4 separate regions of the Mus musculus genome follow, and regions 2, 3 and 4 are each linked to region 1. A link is a loop called in an ENCODE intact Hi-C map of the cell type or tissue named here. Cell type or tissue: left cerebral cortex. All regions are shown on one strand.

Region 1 (5,000 bases):
TTGGGGAGAGTCCCCTCAGTGGAAACAGTCACATTTCAATGATTGTTGCTCATATATAACTTAATAATAAAAGTGCTCAAAGTATGTAAGCTTACTTAAAATTTTAAGCTGAGAATTTTTCTTAGTTTGTTTGCTTTCTACTATTTGACTAGAGGCTTCAAGAAATCTTTGAAACATTATAAAGAGCCTCCAGGTTTTTCTTGCTTTGGTTTTAAAACTGTTTCAAGGTCAGCCCTGGTTGATTTGTTCTAACCAAGAGAACAGGAAAAAAAAAAGATAGATTTCCATGTTTATGACGAGGTCACAAGTATATATTCTGCTCACTATCTTCTCTTGCAAAAGACGGTATGCATCTGTCAATCAGTAACTGAAGTTGTCTCCTGACCTCCACATGCCTATGATAGATGTGCTTGTGCACACACACACACACACACACACACACACACACACACACACACACACACAGAGAGAGAGAGAGAGAGAGAGAGAGAGAGAGAGAGAGAGTTTCAGTGCCTTTGAGAGTGGCTATACCCTATTCAACCTTCAATTAAGACTGAATTCCTGAATTCCATAACAACACCTTGAGTACAAAATAAGATTATCTTGCCATAGATAATCCTGGCATTGTAATTCAGGGGATTTATGCCTGTCGTGAGAATGTTTGCCCCTACAAAGATAAAAAACATACTAGAATTTCTTAATATGATATAGGAGAATAATTATCTATTCAGAAAAATGGTTAATTTTTAGATAGGATGAACCTAACTGGTGTATTAGCTAGACAAGTCAATGCAGCAAGGCATTTTTAACCTTGAGTTAAACAGGATTGGATTGAAATCTACTTGGATTGTGAGATGATCACATGTTGTAGTAAAAAAATAGATTCTGGGCTTTGTTTTAGTTTTTTGATGCAGAGGTATATCTGTCTACAAATGGCTATCTTTGCCTATGGCATGTCTATTCATTTATTCTTGTTTTTCCATAAGGTATCCTAACTTGTTGGGTGGTAGTGGTGATGGTGGTGGTAGTGGTGATATTGTGTGTGTGTGTGTGTGTGTGTTGTTGTTGTTGTTGTTGTTGTTGTTGTTGTTGTTGTTGTTGTTGTAAGAGATAAGAGCACTTATTTAAGATGGTTTCTCAAGAATAAAATAAAAAGGATTTGTTCTAAAGTGTTAAAAGCCGTTCTTCACTTTAACCTAGATGTAAACAGAGACTGTCCCAAAACCAGATAATTACAGTTCATGTCAGGAAATTGGTATCACTGCATTGGGCGGTTTAAAAACAGAGCAGGACCTAGAGAAGTGGCTGAATGGTTAAGAGCATTTGCTGCTCTGGGAGAGGACCTGGCTTAGGTTTTTAGCACCCACATCAAGGGGTTCACAACTTCCTATGCGTTAATTTCTAGAGACCTGATGCCTCCTTCTAGCCCCTGAAGGCACTGGTACACACGGGGTAAACACAGAAATTCAGGGCACTTATATATCCATATAATAAAAGAAAACTGAAGGAAATAAGAAAGGAAGGGAAGAGGGGAGAGAGGGAGGAAGTATAATAGATTCTGAGATGTGTCATGGACTTATAAATTGCTATTCAGTGAGTCTCCTTTAAAGTGTGGATAAAGCAAGCATCTTTAAAAATTCTAACAGCCAGAAATATGTCAGAATAAACCTGCACATTAAAATTCAAGGACTTTGTTCCTTTTGAATATGACGTGGTGTTTCATGCTTATAATTTCAGCATCTGGGTGCTCAAGCTAGAGGTTGTTTGTTAAGTGTGAGGCCAACCTGATGGATGCAATGAGTTCATGTCTAATCTGGGCCACACAACAAGATTTGATCCCAAAACACAAAACAAAATAGAATTTTCACATTGGTCAATCCTGACCATCAAGAAGCAAAGAAACTGCTCTTCTTCAGCAACTCCTCAACTTGCTTCATTCATGCTGGGGACACCCTTGGACTATGCTCTATTGCTTTGGGTTCAGTCCCCAAGTTTCTCTGTCTTTGCTGCTCATTTCACTGTGGGCTCCTGGGTTCCACAGCATGTTTTTATGAGAATTTACCTTCTCTCTACACTGATTCTGCCAATGTTTGATTCCTTTGCTTGTTAATCCTTTCTCTGACCCATCTCCCTACTGAATTCCCACTAAGAGGCTCAGGAAAGAATCAGATTTCCTTTGTGTCTCTATAATTCCTCTTTGTAGGGAGGTAGAGGATTATGGGCATGAACAAAGGGGGTAGAGGTAACATATGATGTTACGCTGCTGATTATAAACAGGACTCACTAGAGAAAACCTAAGATTTCATTAAAGCACATAATAGCATACCATTAAAACAATGAAAAGTGACAGAGCATATGCTTGTGACTTGCAAAACTGCTAATTAAACACAATGTGTGCATGCTAGCAGCCTACTAAATGCAGTATGTCACTACTTAGATTCCTGGCTTCTTTTATACTCTTCCACCCCCATCAGCTGGGATCTGCAGACCATGTCCCATCTGTCTCTCCACCCAGCAGTGCCAGACCATCCTTAAGTGAAATTCAGGAAGGCTCACCAACACAAAGGAGCCCGAGATATTTTACCCCCGGGGATCTCAGCCACTTTCTAGGTCTCAGTTTGAAGTGGGAACAGCTGGCACAATACTTGTCCCAGCCCCAAGCTCACATCTCCCACAACAACAGAGCTCCAAATGAACTGTCCTCTGGTGGGGAAGCAGCAGTAATGGAAAGTGTTTCAAAGTCCACACAAGCTGTTTATTGTTCCTTAGATCTGAAAGCATCCATGTCCCACCTCCAAGTTTCTATGATGTTTGGAAACCACTCAGGTAGAAAACTGGTTGCTTTGTTAGAACAAAAGCCACTGGTACTTTGCTCTCTGGAGATTTTGCTACCCTGTCATTAACATTCTTCTCATTCCATTGTTCTCCTCCCACTACAAATACCTTCCCTTCAGATCCCCCCCCCCATTAAAACCAAAGCCATCTTGTATCTGAAATGCAGAGTTGAGTTTTGAAAGGAATTAGGGGAGCAGAGTAGAATAGGTGACATCATAAGTCTAAAAACAGTTCTAGGAATTCCAAAGGATCCAGAACTCTGGGGTATAGAGGCAGCGTGGGAACAGACCTTATAGGAAATAGCAGTTATCAAAGATCACTGCTCATAGACTGAGCTACGAATAGATGCCTTCTGAGAAACTATTTTCTTTTTTTTTTCCATTTTTTATTAGGTATTTAGCTCATTTACATTTCCAATGCTATACCAAAAGTCCCCCATACCCACCCACCCCCACTCCCCTGCCCACCCACACCCCCTTTTTGGCCCTGGTGTTCCCCTGTACTGGGGCATATAAAGTTTGCAAGTCCAATGGGCCTCTCTTTCCAGTGATGGCCAACTAGGCCATCTTTTGATATATATGCAGCTAGAGTCAAGAGCTCCGGGGTACTGGTTAGTTCATAATGTTGTTCCACCTATAGGGTTGCAGATCCCTTTAGCTCCTTGGCTACATTCTCTAGCTCCTCCATTGGGAGCCCTGTGATCCATCCATTAGCTGACTGTGAGCATCCACTTCTGTGTTTGCTAGGCCCCGGCATAGTCTCACAAGAGACAGCTACATCTGGGTCCTTTCAATAAAATCTTGCTAGTGTATGCAATGGTGTCAGCGTTTGGATGCTGATTATGGGGTGGATCCCTGGATATGGCAGTCTCTACATGGTCCATCCTTTCATCTCAGCTCCAAACTTACCTTCATGTGAGAAGCATTTATGGTTTACAAACTCTCCCTTCTAGCAGGTTCCATAATTCTACCTCAACATTTCCTTACCCTCAGAATGTGCCTTAAGGCCCAAACTGTGTTCAATCACAGAAGAGAAAACTCTTCTAACATTTAGTTTGTTCCTGGAGGAGTGGGCACAATATATATTTTTCCAATTAATATTCCTAAAGCAAATCAGTTCATTAGTAAAACCTTCACCTGGGCAGAGAGCAGTTACCATTGAGTTCCGCTTCTCCAGGTCCCTTGTCTGAAGTGTGCTTTTCACTTTGGAATGCATCTCCTCCCATCATAATGCTGTAGGCTTTGGAACCATCAGTCCTCAGCTAGTGTTTCTGCTTCAGAAACTTGTGCCAAAGTTCGGAGATGGATGAAAGTGTACAGATCTTGGGGTTTTATAGCCTGGTTCCAATTCCTGGTCCCTTGCACTGTGACACCTGCTGCTCTTTTCACCATACCTGCCCTAGCTGTGGCTCTGCCTACACCACAATGATGGACTGACCCACTACCTATCAGATTGAATGACTCCTTTGTCAATAAAGCTGTTTCTCATTAGTTATTTTCTCATATAAACAAGTTAAGGTCCCATAATTAAAAAAGACAGGTTCCTCTGTTTTTTACTTCAGAATATCATTGCTGTTAAAATGTAATAATGACCAAATTTATTGAAACTTGACCAGTTGCCTGCCATTTTATACATCCCTACAATGCATCAATGTATATAATCATCAAATAAAATTTACAAATATTGCCACCGCCTGGTGATATGCATGATGGGACACAAGGCACAGAAGAATTATATGGTTTAGTCACAGTTGTCAATATCATAGTCTCCAGTCTGACTCCAGATTATAAATGACAAATGTAAAAGATTAAGTATCACCTTTATACATCCTTCTATATTTAATAGTGCTAGCAGGTAAACTACATAAGAAAGAGAATCCAGGAACATCAACTTCTCGTGGTTTTTTTCTGTTTGTTTTATGAAAATGCAGATTTTAAATTCCAATGACAAATGTTAGCATTGCTTGTTATGGCTGGAGGGAGGCCTCACAGGCGTTCTTAAAATCAGTTCAATTTATTTCTTCATCTACTGAAAATCTATGCTGCCTTAAAAGTTTATAAGGGAAATATATCTTTCTTTCTATAAACAGTGAATGCAATCATATTCTTTAGTTGCCAAAGGACACTGAATGCATGCATCTGGTCTGTTTGTAACAATGACAGGTT
Region 2 (5,000 bases), 120 kb after region 1:
CAACAACCTACAGATTGGGAAAAGATCTTTTCCAATCCTACATCCGATAAAGGGCTAATATCCAACATATACAAAGAACTAATGAAGATAGACTCCAGAGAACCCAATAACCCTATAAAATAAAGGGATATAAAGCTAAACAAAGAATTGTCAACTGAGGAATACCAAGTGTCTGAGAAGTAACTAAAGAAATGCTCAATATCCTTAGTCATCAGAGAAATGCACATCAAAACCACTCTGAAATTCCACCTCACACCAGTCAGAATGGCTAAGACCAAAATCTCAGGTAACAGCAGATGCTGGTGAGGATGTGGAGAAAGAGGAACACTCCTCCATTGTTGGTGGGATTGCAAGCTTGTACAACCACTCTGGAAATCAGCCTGGCAGTTCCGCAGAAAATTGGAAATAGTTCTACTTTATTATTTAAGATTATATATCATATAATATAACACACACACACACACACACACACACACACACACACACACACACACACTGTAACTGTCTTCGGACATGCTAGAAGAGGGCATTGTATCCTATTACAGATGGTTGTGAACTATCATGTGGTTGCTGGGAATTGAACTCCGGACCTCTGGAAGAGCAGCCAGTCCTCTTAACCACTGAACCGTCTCTCTATAGTGATAGTTACTGTTTTAACACATACCACTTAGGGTTTTTAGTTTTTTCCTCAAACAGATTGATCTAAAACATTGGTATACTTAATAGAGAAGGTCACATTTAGATTCTCCTAAAATGGATGAATAAATAGAAAATAGCTGGATAGATAACACATGTATATGAACAGAGAATAAGATGATAGATAATTACATTGATAGATAAATGATAGATCTGAGAAATTAAGAACTGTCTATCTAGTAGCCGAATGGACAAACACCACTGTTTCCTCTTTTCATAATATGGATTGCCTCAGCTGCCTGAGATCCTGAGATGATCAGCTTCATGACCACTCGGCATTCTTGCCTCCTGATCTTCCTTGGTTCTCTTGCTGCAAACATAAGAAAATACATAGCCATACACTCTGCTCTCACATAAAGTCAAACAACACTGTGACTGGGAAAGTGGTTCACTGATGCCTGGCCCCAAGTCAGTGTTCAATAAAAGCTTGTACCAGTTTCTTCCAATCAGCATCATAAATCTGACTTCCTCTGCAGAAGGGACTGTCATAATTTATGGCTACATTTCAAAGAGAAAACAGTCAATATACTGGGCAAGTCTTCCCATTCATTTCTCGTAAGGCATGCATGCAATTTATGACCCTTCTAACTTATCATCACTCCAAGAATGTATTGATTTATCTTTTTTAAACTGCATAGCTGGCAACTGTGATTTGTGGTTCCAAGTGAAACTGATATTTAAACACTGCAATTCATTTCGGACTTCATATTTGTAAGGGGTCAATGATTCTCATTACTGTACCCTGCTTTCTGTAGTCTTTCAGCTGAGATGGTGTGGGACTTTCAGCCTTTGTGTTGAATGAATAAATGAACAATTCTCAATTTTTCCAATATTTCTTAAAATGTTTAATTCAATAGTGCCATCCCTTTTTTTCAGTATCACACTAATTCATATGCTGTCACAAAAATGCTTTGGAAATGTAATTAAGATTACATATAAACTGACCTTTAAAATACATAAATTATTTTTTACTATTTAGCCAGGTCCAACATTCCCATAGTCCTCAAATTTTGAAGAGAAAGACAAATTCAGATGATTAGGCAGGCAAGAAAGAGGCAGTATCATGCAGAATATAAAACCATAGACATTTAATATTGGTAACAATTATATTCATTATTATTATTGGTTTTGAAAACAGGTAAAGGGGACATTAGCCATCAGAAGTAGCTGTCATTCAGAAGCTGAATCTAACTGCTATGTGCAGAGAGCAAAAAATTAGGAGCCATTACTCATGAGGAGCTAAATCTCATCAACAATCTTTGCTGGCTCAACTGAGCCATTTTGGTGCCTACAGAGAAATGTAGCTCTGTGCACAAGGAAGTTTCTCTCTATTTCTTTAATTTAACACGTATTTTTCATTTTATTTTACTTGCACCAATATAATTTGTTTAGTTTTGATTAGTTTGCTGGTGTGTTCATTTATACATCACATTATGAAATACAAAGCTATCTGTACTTGTTAATTCACCTGTGAATAAAAACATATGACTATTATATTTAAGAATTATTTTATTTTACATGCATGAGTATTTTGCCTGAATATATGTAAGTTCATTGCATATGTATGTATGAAGAGTACAAAAGAGAAGTAGAAGTACAGATGGTTGTAAGCCAATAGTGGGTGCTGGAAATTAAACCTATGTTTTTTTGTTAAGAGTTGCAAGTGCTCTGACTGCTAATCTTGCCTTGGAAAATGGGCTGTAGTTGCTCTGCATGGGTAGTAGGTTGACTCTTCTATGTATTCCCTAGATACTTTCAATTTTCTTCTTAGTGTCTTCACTGAAGGACTGTTCTTGGTAATGTATAATGTGTTATTTTTGACTTGCTTGGGTGTAGGTGTTAGCAGCAGCATCTAGAGTGAACTGGTAGAATCAAGCAGCTGGCAGCTGCTAATTCTAATTTGAGTAAGTGCTCATAGCACTTGCCAAATTGGAAAACCCATCTGCCTAAGGGCTGTGTGCACTCTCCTCATTAGAAGTATTGGACTACCCCAAAGTTCACCCTCTGAGGAGAACAAGTTACTTTATTGGGAAAAGGGGACTGTGACATTTCCTCCATTCCCAACTTTGTGCTTCTGGTTAACTTATCTCAGCTGTCATCCATCCGACCCTGCAGATTCAGGCCGCAACTCTCTCCTAATTCTCCACTGTGCTTCATTCTTACACCCTTGAGGATCTTTACAAATGAAGTGTTCCACGTGGCTTTACAATAGGGCTTTATTTTATTGGAAGTTTGTTTATATTTATAAAAATACAAAAGCAGGTAAATTTTTGTATTGATTTATTTACTACCAAACAACCAAGAACACTTATAAATTCTCATCTCCTTCTCGAGCACCACATAATGTTATGTTTCCTGACATGATGATAGTGGAGTAGCCCTCTGAAACGCTAAGCCAGCCTCATTTAAATAGTTTGTTATTGTTTGTTTGTATATTTGTTTGGGTTTATGTGTTATAAACTTACCTTTATTGATAAAAATGTCTCTTCACAGCAATAAAGCTTTAACCAAGAAAACCACTTTCATTGATATAGTAGTAGTATCATTGAGGAACCAAATTGTAAATGGAGATACAAAGACCTTCGTAAACTTAGAAGAGAAATCAATTGAAAACCCTAATGTGTAAACAGAGTTTCTCTAGCTATATGTAAGTTTAATTTATGGGGAACATGGGGTAGAAAAAAGCTCAAAGGCCATTAGCAGCCTCTACAGGTGTTGATGGGCAATAAGGTCAAATAACCTACTATTTTGCTTTCCCCGTGTTTCAAACTTTATCAAGAAACAGAAATTGGCAATAGGAGAGTGAATCCCATTTCTCCTCCCATAAGTCTGTAGACATATGACAACTTATGCAAAACCATGATACAAAGGCCAAAACATATGTGAATTTTGCCATGAATGAGGATTTTAATGGAGCTTTCCTCGGGTGATGTGTCTGAAGCCTAGGTAAGATCTGTGGTTTCTGGTCACACCATAAATGGGTTAAAGTCTCTGGTTAGAGCATGAACTTCTCTGTCTTTCTAGAATTCCTTGGAGCACAGTTTATATGTTTACAGACTGCTCAGATGGATATATGACCATAATGAATACATTTTCAGTGGGCTATGGTTACTTTCACCACATTGAACAATTCCAGTAATTCACTGAGGAACAAACACTGAACAATTATAGCCAGTGGTTGGACTCTTCCCTTTCTTAGCCAGTCCTCTTCAATTTGACATTCACATTTATCATACACAAATGAGGGAGGGGTGTATGTGAGCACCAAACAAAAAGAAAGAAAAAGAATTATGTGACAATTTATTACATTTTATCCAACGAAGACCTGCAGAAATAATCTCTCCATTCCATTATCACTTGAATTATATAAAAGATTTCAGCAGTCTCTTCCCAGTATCACCTGAGGGGGAAACGCCTGTCACTTCTCATGATATCCCTAGCTGTAGTCTCTCTCATCATCAGTTATTCATCTCAAGTCATGAAATGTTGGCACTGATAATATTAACAGCCAAAGGTTAAGGCTTTTAATTTCTTGCCTATTAAGGAGTGTTTCAGTATTTAAAGCAATAATAATGGGATTTCAGAATGTCAGTGCCAGAAGGAGCCTTAGAAGTTATCAAGTTCGCTATCATATTTTACAAATGAAGACACGGGGGTCCCAGAGGGGAAGCCTGACACTGTGGGCTGGTGACACATGGGCTCTGAAACTTTGAATGTCAATTTGGCAATCTCTCTTTCCCTCCCTATTTCCTTCTTGTTCCTCCTGCAGTTCTTTTCCTTCCCACACCCGTGACATTCCTGGCATGCAATTCTCAGTTCTCTGCTAATTCATTGCTGAATAAGGAACTAATACTGGGTAAAGAGAACTGCATAACGTTTTTCCCTGATCTCCATATGCACATCGTGGTGAACGCTTTCTCCACATCAATCAATACAAATACAATATTTGTTTTGTTTTATTTTTTAATTTAGCTTTACACTCCAAATTCCATTCCCTGTTCCCCCATCCACCCTCTGTCTGCCCCACATCTCACACCTCCTCCCCACCCCACCCTGTCTCCACATGGGTCCCCCCCCCATCTGACCTCTAAACTCCTTGGAGCCTCCAAACTCTTCAGGATTAGGTGCATCATCTCTGAATGAACACAGACCTGGAAGTCTTCTACTGTATGTATGTTGGGAGCCTCATATCAGCTGATGTATGCTATCTGTTTGGTGGTCCAGTGTTTGAGAGATTTCAGGGGTTCAGATTAATTGAGACTGCTGGTTCTCCTACAGGATTACCCTTCTCCTCAGCTTCTTTC
Region 3 (5,000 bases), 180 kb after region 1:
GTCCTGGATCTGTTTCAACATCTGGCCTGAGCGTGCATACAGAGGCAAAACAAAATGGGTCATAAGTTAAAGACTGTCTCCAAAACCCATGCAGGTTTCACTTCATCTTTGCTTGCAAATATATTGGAGATTTTTCTACAGTCAATGTTAAAAGGAATAGTTACAAATATGCCACACATATGTCTGAAAGAGCATGCTGAGAGTCCTTCTAATTAATTTGACTACACTGTCTTATGCATACCCCCAAACAGGTATTGGGCTCAGTCAACTACAGACAATAGAGAAGTGCCTGTTCAAATACAGTAAATACTCAGGTCATATTTTTCCAATGGTTCTGATTATGACAGTCATAAGTGACTTGATAATAGCACAGATGGCAAGCAATGATGGAGAAGAGGACTGGCAAGAGATAACGTTCCTCAGGAAGGTGAAATTTAAATGATGTCATGAAAAATGGGTAGGATTTCAGAAGAAGTCATAGAAAAGAGACAAAAAAGATAAAGAGAAAAAAAGGAGCCACATCTCACCAAATATATATCAAAGAGAGCCTGGATCAAAAGGTACAAAGATATTTAAAGGGATTAAAAGGGCTATCAAGAAGAAGTGAATGATTCAAATTATTTTAAACAGTTGTAAAGATGATCTTGGAAGACATCCGCTTGAGTTTCCAGGGCTTTCAAATAGGTTGATGTAAAGCATTTGAAATTTTCTGTTTCTTGAGGGGCAGAGATCCCAAATCAGAATATTTAAGTAGCTATGCCTCCCTTGAAGCCTGCTTACAATCCTTTGCATCTTTCATACTTCTAATTGTTTGCTGGGAGTGTTTAGTACCCCTTGGTTTCTAGCTGCACAAAACTAATTCCCTAAGCATCTCTTTGGTTATCTTTGAAGATAAGACAATAGTAACGTAAAATCACCCCATTCTTTAATCCCATCATGGGGGAGATGAAGACAAGGGAGTTCTTGAGCATCCCTCCTGGCCCTCTTAATGAGTTTCAGGCCAAATCTCAATAAAATTCAGTGGGTAATGCTTAAGGAATAATATATAAGCATATCAGCTGGCCTTTCCTTGTACATGGGCTTATGTATATGTGCACCCACAGTCTTAGTCTTATTTCTGCCATTGTGTTAAAATGTGCTGAAAATAGTAGCTTAGGGGAGAAAGGGAAATTTCACTTAGTTTCAGGGTAAAGTACACTGTTGCCAGGAACTTAAGGTTACAGAAACATGGAATCATCTAATCGTATTACATCTACACCCAAGGGAAGAAAACAACAGATTAATGCACACTTGTACATCAGTTTACTTTGTCTACTCTTATACAGTTAAATCTGCTCAGAAGATGCTGCCACCCACAGTGGTCAAGTCTTTCTACCTAAATTAAAATAATCAAGATAATCCTCCAGCTACATGTATATAGACAAACTAACATAGACAATATCTTGCTGCAAATTTCCTTTCTGAGTGATCCTAGATGGTATCAAAATGATAAATGTAGGCAACCATCCCATCCTACACAAACATCTACCCACACATGTATGAACATGCAAACACACACATTAAAATCCTATCTCTGAATCAGATGGCATTAAAATGAGATTAAAAAATTTATCACTATTATATTTTGTTTTCTATTTGCTTACCATCTTCTCTCTCTCTCTCCCTCTCCCTCTCTCTCTCTCTCTCTCTCTCTCTCTCTCTCTCTCTCTCTCTCTCTCTCTCCCTGTCCCTTGTGGTGTGTGTGTGTGTGTGTGTGTGTGTGTGTGTGTGTGTGTGTATTAATTGGGTCCATGTCTCAAAAGACAACTTTCAAGAGTTAGGTCTTTCTTTTCACCGCATGGCTCTCAGAAGTCAAATCCCTGCAGGTAGCCAGGGCTCCACATCAAGTTCCTTCATTGAGTGAAACATCGTCAGTCATATTTTCAGGATGAATGTAAGATGTTTTCAATGATAAATTGTTAAAACAGAAATCTTTCCAAAGGGACAGCCATATAATACAAGTCTATGATGTTATATAATAAATCTCTGGAGATATCTGGACTATTTGGACTATGTACTTGGGCAGTATTCATCCAGGTAACCTGTTTGGACAACTGACAAATTTCTTTGAGAATGAAATAAATAGAAGTTCCGAAAACTTTAAAAACACAGATCTCGGTGGCTAGAGAAATGGCTCAGTGGCTAAGAGTACTGACTGCTCTTCTAGAGGTCCTAAATTCAATTCCCAGCAACCTCATGGTGGCTCACAACCATCTGTAATGGGATACAATATTCTCTTTTGCTGTGCATGAAAGCAGAATACTCATATACATTAAATAAACAAATAAATCTTTTTTTTAAAAATCCAACCAAACAACAACAAACTCTCATAACTCTAGAATTGCTTTTGGCCAGGCATCCTACCATACATATCTCATTAACTGGTCAGGCACAGATCAATTGACATTTCCATGGCTGTTGTGGGTAAGATTCTCTGAATGTGGCTGTAACTGAACCTGGCAGCGAAGGAAGGAAGGAAGGAAGGATGGAAGGCCTCACCCACCTTCCTTCTTTCCTGTCTGCTGGAGGAAGTGTTCGCCTGTAGCCTCCCTCCTACTCAGTAGCTCCCTCTTCACATTCTTCCCACCACAATATGAAGCAAATCTGTTCACCGTCTGGGTGCAATCACAATGCACGAGCGTCTTGGAAAAGGAGTGGGTGCTGTCTGCAGAGTAAAGGCAGTCTAATTACCTCACAAGTGTCTCAAAAAGCCTGGCCTTTTCTGTCTGCCTTGATTATTCTCTGCTTCTCAGTCAGTACAATCTGAATGAGGGATGTTCTGGAGTTTCTAACAAGAGCATACTACTATGTGTGTCATCTAAAACGATTCTAGATGCATAGTTTATGATAAAACTCTGAACCTGCTTCATTATTTTTGTTTTCTTGAGGCTAACACTTACTACGCAGTCAGGTATAAGCCTCCAACATATGGGCTTCCTAGTGCCTGGGTTTCCTGAGTACTGTGATTACAGGCATGAGCAAACTATTCTAGCTTCAAACCTAATCTTCCACCGAAACATTTTATTTGTTTTCTCTGTAAGTGACAAATAACCAAAAATCTGTCTCGAGTCCTCACATTCTAGAGCCTGATATGAAGAAAGAATTCTAGCTCTTAGCTAGTTAAGATGGAAGAGATGAATTCAACATCAACATAGCACACTAAATATTAAATAGAAAATTACTATAAACCCAATGGCTGACTAACGTTCACTCTCAATCCTTACTACTGGCACAACTAGGCAGTAACCTCAACTGGAGATTGAATTTGGTTGAGTTAGCTTTAACTTTCATCTTAGCACAGACTAGATCCACCTGAGAAAGGACTCTCAATTTTAGGGACTTCTGAGTTAAACTGACATGTAGCCATGGTTGTTGGAAATTTTCTGGGTCGTTTAATGAAGTAGGAAAGTCCAGCCCACTCTGGGTGGCATCACACCCTTGACAGATAGCCCAAGGCTGAAAGAGAAAGCTGGCTAAGCATGATGTTGTGAGTAAGCCAGCTAATCAGATACTCCATGGTTCCTGCTGTATTTCTTGACTATGAAATGAGTTCCTTGCCTGGAGATAATTACACATGAAATAGCAAGTGACCCTGCCTTTAGATTCATGCCTTAAATTTCCTCGGTGATGACAGTGAGCACTGAATGTAGAAGCTAAGAAAATCGTTTCTTCCCCTAAGTTGCTTTTGGTCAGAGTGTTTGATCACAGTAAAGGAATAAAACCAGGACAGAACTTTAATCCAAATATGAGGGAGAAAATTAAACATTCAAGTTATAAGAGTTTAATTCATTGTCCCCCATATTTCTGTGTGTAAACAAATAAGAAATGGTCTATGTGACATTGTTAATAGTAATCTGTGGATAAAACTTTAATCATGCTGAGAGTATATGTTTTAGACTTTGCATTACAGCAACAAAATCACCTTGGGAAACATCTTGAGAGCAACAGCATTTATTTCTATTCTTGGTTTCAGAGGTTTTGGTCCAGGCCTTCATCGTTCTAGGTCTCTGTGCCTGTGATGGATCAGAGCATCATAGTGGAGCAAAGCTCTTGAGCTCACAACAAGGAAGCAGACAAAATGTCTATACCAGGAGTCTTTCTCCTTCTTCCCTCTTTACCTGTCCAGCATATTTGCTGCCCCCCTCATGTTCATGATTATCCATGTCTCTTTAATTAATCATCTCTGTAAACATTCTCAAGACTATACTGAGAAGTGAATTTCACCTAGGTGCTTCTGCATCCAATCAAGCTGACAACTAATTTTACTTATGCACCCCTTCTCAGCTTGACATCCAAATAGACCACCTTAAAACACATAATCTCCAACAAAAATAAGGAAGCATTTAAAATTCTGTCGAACATCAATACTTTTCACTCAATTAAAACCAACTTCTCTTCCAACAATTTAACCTTTCAACAGCCCTTAAATGCTCAAGTTCCAAGCTCCCCCCCCCCAACATTCCAGAAAGCATCCTTAATGCTTCTGTGGTAGCAGCACAGAACTAGGTCTCTGGCAGAACATTAAACCCTTGTTAATCATTCAGGTTTCCAAGACCACAACAACAAAATCCTGCCACTATAACCTCCTCCGAAGATCAGAATGCTCAACTCTTTGAGAAGGAAGCCCAAGTTACCCACTTTTTCTTGATGTATTCTGTAATGATTTGCATAGTGACACAGCTATCAAGACAAGGTAGCTCTCAGAAGCCCATCTGAGGCCATAACAGCTGCTCACGTGTAGTGCACTAGGGTGTGAAGAAAAGCAATCCCAGGAGGTCAGCCTTACATTAGATTCTGCCTCACCTTGTCAGAGTCTCTTTCACATTCATCACATAAGCTCTGCCCCTCCCTTTCCAGGGACCATATGTTGTGCTACTTCTCAGCCCTCACGCTGCATTTTTCATTAGCCTTTTAAAGGATCTATAATAACAGAATAAGGAAGACTTCGCCTCCCATCCATA
Region 4 (5,000 bases), 130 kb after region 1:
CTCCATCCTCTGGATTATCAGATTCCAGGTTTTATTATTTCTAAACTCTTTTGACTTTGCAAATTGATACATGTGAAAATTCTGTGTTGTCTGGGAGAATGTTGATTGACTTTCTCCTATTTCATGGAGAAATTTGTCTCTATGTTCAATCTGTTGTTCAACTCTGCATCTGCTTCTTATTTTTTATTGTTTTTATTTTTAGCAACTTTATCTAAATGTATTCTGTATACCATAACAGCTCCACTTCTTAATGTCTATATCTCAATACAGTACAGATTATGTAACTCTCTCTAGTCATAATACCATTTCGGAATGTTTTTCAATCTCAGACCTATTAGTTCCCCAGGCTCCATATCCCATCTCTGCTTTACCAAAGGCAACCATTTATCTACTTCCATTTCTATAGATATGTTAATTCTGAGTATTTCATTTGAACAATAAAATATAATTTTTTGTAACAGGCTATATTTAATTTTCTTTTTGAAAGATTTCTGGTTTCCTCAGGCACCAGCATATATGTCACATGCACGCATGCACACACACGCACACACACACACTAAAAAAGAAAATTGAATATTCTGAAAAAGGTAAAAAAAAAAAAACCACAAAACTCTTACTGTTATAAATATGAACATGCTAGAAGATTACAAGTGATTCCTAGAGTAAGAGGACCAAAAAGCTACTATAACCAGTTTAAAATAAAGGTCTTTGTAAGGTTCATTTCTATTTTTTTTCTTTCCACTGTCCAGATGATATGTTTCTGCAGAATGAGCATATCTAATCTCCTCTTTAACTCAATCATATGGTATTGAGTGTACACACAGCATGTTTAATGAGAGAGGGTAAAAAGTATTTTTAATTAACCAATTGACATCTTCATATTAAGAAAACCCTTAACTCTTAACTCTTTCCAGAGTTCAGCACCTTAATGGTATTCCAACTTTACATTAGATGTGGGGGGTTGCCATTTTATAAATAAGAACTTTAAAACTCACAGAATATAATAAGGCTTAAGGCCAGATGTTGGTATGACTCAGATCCCAGTGAACCTGGCCAGGATTAAAGATCCAGCGGCTAGCTGGTCCTCGAGGCTTCTTTACCTCTCGAGAGGCAGGAAGTGCTGTGACCTGAGCAATTGTGTGCAATGGAGCTAGAATGGGCTTCCATCAACCAGGTGTTAGATGCTCCCTGCACTTTAAGTAATCTCTGTTAATCACAGAGGAAAGAAGTTTTCTAAGTGTATAAACATTTATATAGGGACATAGCAAGTCTGAGTTAGCCTCTCTGACATTGTGAAATGTGTTGTTGCTAATTTACTTTTTCATGTTTGAACAGAGAACATGACATTGGGTGCAGGATCTATACTGTGCATCCCTGCAGGGAGAATCCAAAGCCAGTCACATGCACTCCCTTCCTGAGCAGTGAGGAAAAAGTTAGCTACCCTCAATGCATCATGAATAACAAGAACTAAACACATTTCCAGAATCTTCTCAAACATACTGCAACTTTAGCCCAAGTTGAAAATGCTGTATTTTCTTTTTCTTGGCTTCTCCTGGAGGTGATATTCCCTCCTGAACTTAGACCAATATTGAGAGCATGAAGAACATCCCAAAAGCAAACCCTAGAATTCTGTAATTTCACCACCAACATTTAAACATCAGTAAGATCAAAACCTTTTTCTTTCATTTTGTGTGCAGGTATATATATAAAGCTTTTATTTATTCCTTTAGGAGTTCTGTTTTTTAAAAGATTTATTGATTTTATGTATATAAGTACACTTACTATCTTCAGCCACACCAGAAGAGGGCATCAGATCCCATTATAGATGGTTGTTGATCTATCATGTGGTTGGTGGGAATTGAACTTAGTACCTCTGGAAGAGCAGTCAGTGCTCTTAACCACTAAGCCATCTCTCCAGCCCCCTTTTAAGATTTCATACCAGAATAGAATGTGCTTTGATCATCATATCCAACTCTACCCTTTCTCTCCAACACCTCACAAATACCCCATGGTTTTCTCCCAACTTCATGCTCCAGTGTTCAGCCCTGCATCTATACACATACTTGCAGTACTAATTGGACTCACTGGGTTAAAAATTATGGGTGTATTATGTTATTTATTTTCTATATTATTAAAATTATATCATGAAAGTTTTCATGCATACTAAAAATTGCCATTATTAGTAACTACCTAATATTCTGCTGCACATTGATATCACTATTCAGATTATCAACATTTTATCATTGGACATTTATTTCCCCTTTTTATCCAAGGTTATAAGTAATGAGAAGAATTGGTGTCTCCTAAAAGCCCTCACAAAATTTCAATGACAAACAAAAGCCAAATATAATTCAATAGAAAAAGATTGGGGGATTAGAAAAGTTTACTTTCACCTTGTTTATTTTCACCAAGTAACTGAGTTCTTTGTATGTCACTGATTCAACTACAGAATTACTATCGTCATTAACGTGAACTTTTATGAACATAAATAGCCACAAGTGGTGAGTGAACTGCGGGCTAAACTGCACGTTTGTGTGTGCAAACACCCCCATCTTGTGGCTTCTTATATTATTGCTTCCAAAAGAATCTTTCCAAGCCTAGAAGTGTTTAAAGCCATTGACTAGCATAGCTTGTTAATGCTGTGCTTGTCGATGCTTCATGCTTTGAACGATGATAAAAACTAACCCAACAATCGGTAGAAAAATATCTGTACATTTAAAGACTGATACTCCTGAAACACAACCATTGACCAATGTGTAAAAGAGGTCACCCCTAAGTGATCATGTGCAACATGCATGACTGATTTACCTTTGCTGTGTTATGTGTGTCACCCTTGTGGTGGTCCTTCCTTAAACAAACACCTAAAATTGCTCTTTTTCCTTGGATTTCTGTATTCAAAAGGCCTCTGCTTTAACATATATTTTTATAAAGTCTCATCTCCTTTTCTTTCTGGATCTGCCAATACATCCATGGACCTGCCTATTCTGTAGAACCATTCAGTGATTGCACTGCACATTCTATTAGTCTATCTGCACTGTTGAATCAACTCTTGGCAAATTCTTCCCTGAGGTATTGCACACAATTCTGAAAAACATCTAAAGAAGGATTACACACATGCACACTCACACATACTCATGCACACTCATGTTCATGCAAGCTCAAGAAAACCATACACAGATATTTACACATACACAAATGCATATATATGCATACATGTCAAGATATATATATATACACACACATACATACATACATACATGTATATATGTACTTTTTAAATTTTAATATATGAATAACGTGATACTTGACAGAAATAAAAACCACCTCTCCCCTTGACTTAATGAGCTTGGAGCTACTTATGACTGGCCACAGAGGAAGACAAATGAATTAGACAATGCATACTTTGTTACTGACAAAGCAGTTCAAGAACGTGGTTTGGTGATGCATCTAGGATGAATTTCCAATGGTGAAATTGCAATTAGATTTTTAATAAATCAAAATTTGTTCTGGGAAACTATAGGCCTCTGCCTAGAGACTAGTCCACATAAGAGAGGCAAGATAAAGAGGCCAACTAGAGGGTGCATATTGTGAGCAGGTGAATCCTAGAGAGAAGAGCCAGCTGAATGGAAGGAGGGCACCCATAACAACTGATGGTAGCAATATGCTCCCTAAGGTCTTATTCCTGCAGAAAGAATGACATGTGGATCAGATTGTTTGATGAAACCCCTCCTTCTAGAACCTGAGAAAATATTCACAAAGATAGGACTGAAATAAGCAGTCAATTCCTAAGACACAATTCAAATGTCCATAAACATGTCAAAGAGAGTTAAGATTCACCTACAAGCATGTAAAAACTGGGTATTTATTCATCCTCACCACTGGACAGCACAAACTTTTGTTTCCCAACCCAAAGTGATTCCGATTAAGTAATGACAATAAAAACTACTGAAAACAACAGAATAATACTGTTGTCAACCTTGTTATCAGAAACTACTTGGCTTCAGTACTGTGAGGGACTGCTACCCCAATGGTGACTAAATCTCACTGCATTATCCAGTTGGTGGGGAGACAGACAGCTTTCATGTAAAGGGAGAAAAGAATCAATAATTATATAGATTCATTGCATCAACAATAATGTAATAAAATACAAGGGTAACAATCTACTCATAGCAGCAAATGAAAATTCCAAATTCTGATTGTAGAAATTCACCCTAAGGGGTTTTCTGCAGTTCTGCTGAAGAATTTGTTATGGGGATACTCATTGTAGAAATGTTATAACCACCCTCATAAAGATGGTAATAGATTCCTCTACAGGTGTTAATTAAGCAATTTGGAGAGAAAGAGATGGGTGGGGGAGGGGGGGAAACTCAACATTGTTTCCACTACCACTCTTCAGGCCATGAAACAGTAAATCTTAGACACTGTTGTTAGCTTTACCTAGGTATCACTCCAGTACATGGAATGGAGGCAAGATACTGCATATACACAAAATGCAGGCATGTCAGACAGAGGTAATCTTCTCTAAGAAAAGGTATCAGTCAATTTGCTTTGGATTGAGTCACTGAAAGTGAGCATGCACCCAGCATACTGAGAAGTTCATCTGAAGAACAGTGTCTGTGGAAGACAGCCTCTGTGATAGACATTAGGTCCAGATTGTTTGACTATGCAGTGCTATTGTTATGGGTTTTGTTTAAAAACAGGGTAAGAGCCTAGAGAAAGTTCTCTGCAGCTGAATGTTTTCTCTGCAAGCATGAAGAACTAAGTTCAAATCTCAAGCACCCATGTAAAAATCCTTGTATGGCGGTATGCATGTTTGTATGTTTGTAATTCTAATGTACTTGAGAATGAAGACAAGAGGAATGTCAGAGTTCTCTGATGTTTTGCCTGGCACCAGATTCACTGAGAGACTCTCTGCTTCCACAGAGTATATGGGGACACAACCGACTCACATTTGTGAACATATATTACACACACACCAATCTCTCTCTCTCTCTCTCTCT

Evidence for each region. A loop is a pair of places that touch in the nucleus more often than their neighbours do. Peaks named below come from ENCODE experiments on the same cell type or tissue, not always from the same donor. Only the 100,000 strongest peaks of a DNase experiment are listed, where the experiment ranks them.
Region 2: it touches region 1 in a loop (9-fold over the local background); 4 of 42 quality-filtered maps call a loop at or near these places.
Region 3: a loop joins it to region 1, with 7 times the contacts of the local background. A loop is called at or near these places in 2 of 42 quality-filtered maps.
Region 4: a loop joins it to region 1, with 5 times the contacts of the local background. A loop is called at or near these places in 4 of 42 quality-filtered maps.

What each region holds. Positions count from the first base shown.
Region 1 is chr6:78,457,907-78,462,906 of GRCm38, reverse strand. No RefSeq gene overlaps it. Among named protein-coding and RNA genes, the nearest start is that of Reg3g, 8.5 kb to the left of the region's middle. In left cerebral cortex, no CTCF peak of the experiment used is centred here; DNase peaks (open chromatin) are centred at 1,973 and 2,513.
Region 2 is chr6:78,338,044-78,343,043 of GRCm38, reverse strand. No RefSeq gene overlaps it. Among named protein-coding and RNA genes, the nearest start is that of Reg3b, 30 kb to the left of the region's middle. In left cerebral cortex, no CTCF peak of the experiment used is centred here; a DNase peak (open chromatin) is centred at 2,551.
Region 3 is chr6:78,278,384-78,283,383 of GRCm38, reverse strand. No RefSeq gene overlaps it. Among named protein-coding and RNA genes, the nearest start is that of Reg3b, 90 kb to the left of the region's middle. In left cerebral cortex, no CTCF peak of the experiment used is centred here; DNase peaks (open chromatin) are centred at 2,660, 4,666 and 4,688; H3K27ac peaks cover 70 bases.
Region 4 is chr6:78,329,922-78,334,921 of GRCm38, reverse strand. No RefSeq gene overlaps it. Among named protein-coding and RNA genes, the nearest start is that of Reg3b, 38 kb to the left of the region's middle. In left cerebral cortex, CTCF peaks have their summits at 1,789 (motif pointing right) and 2,561 (motif pointing left); a DNase peak (open chromatin) is centred at 2,558.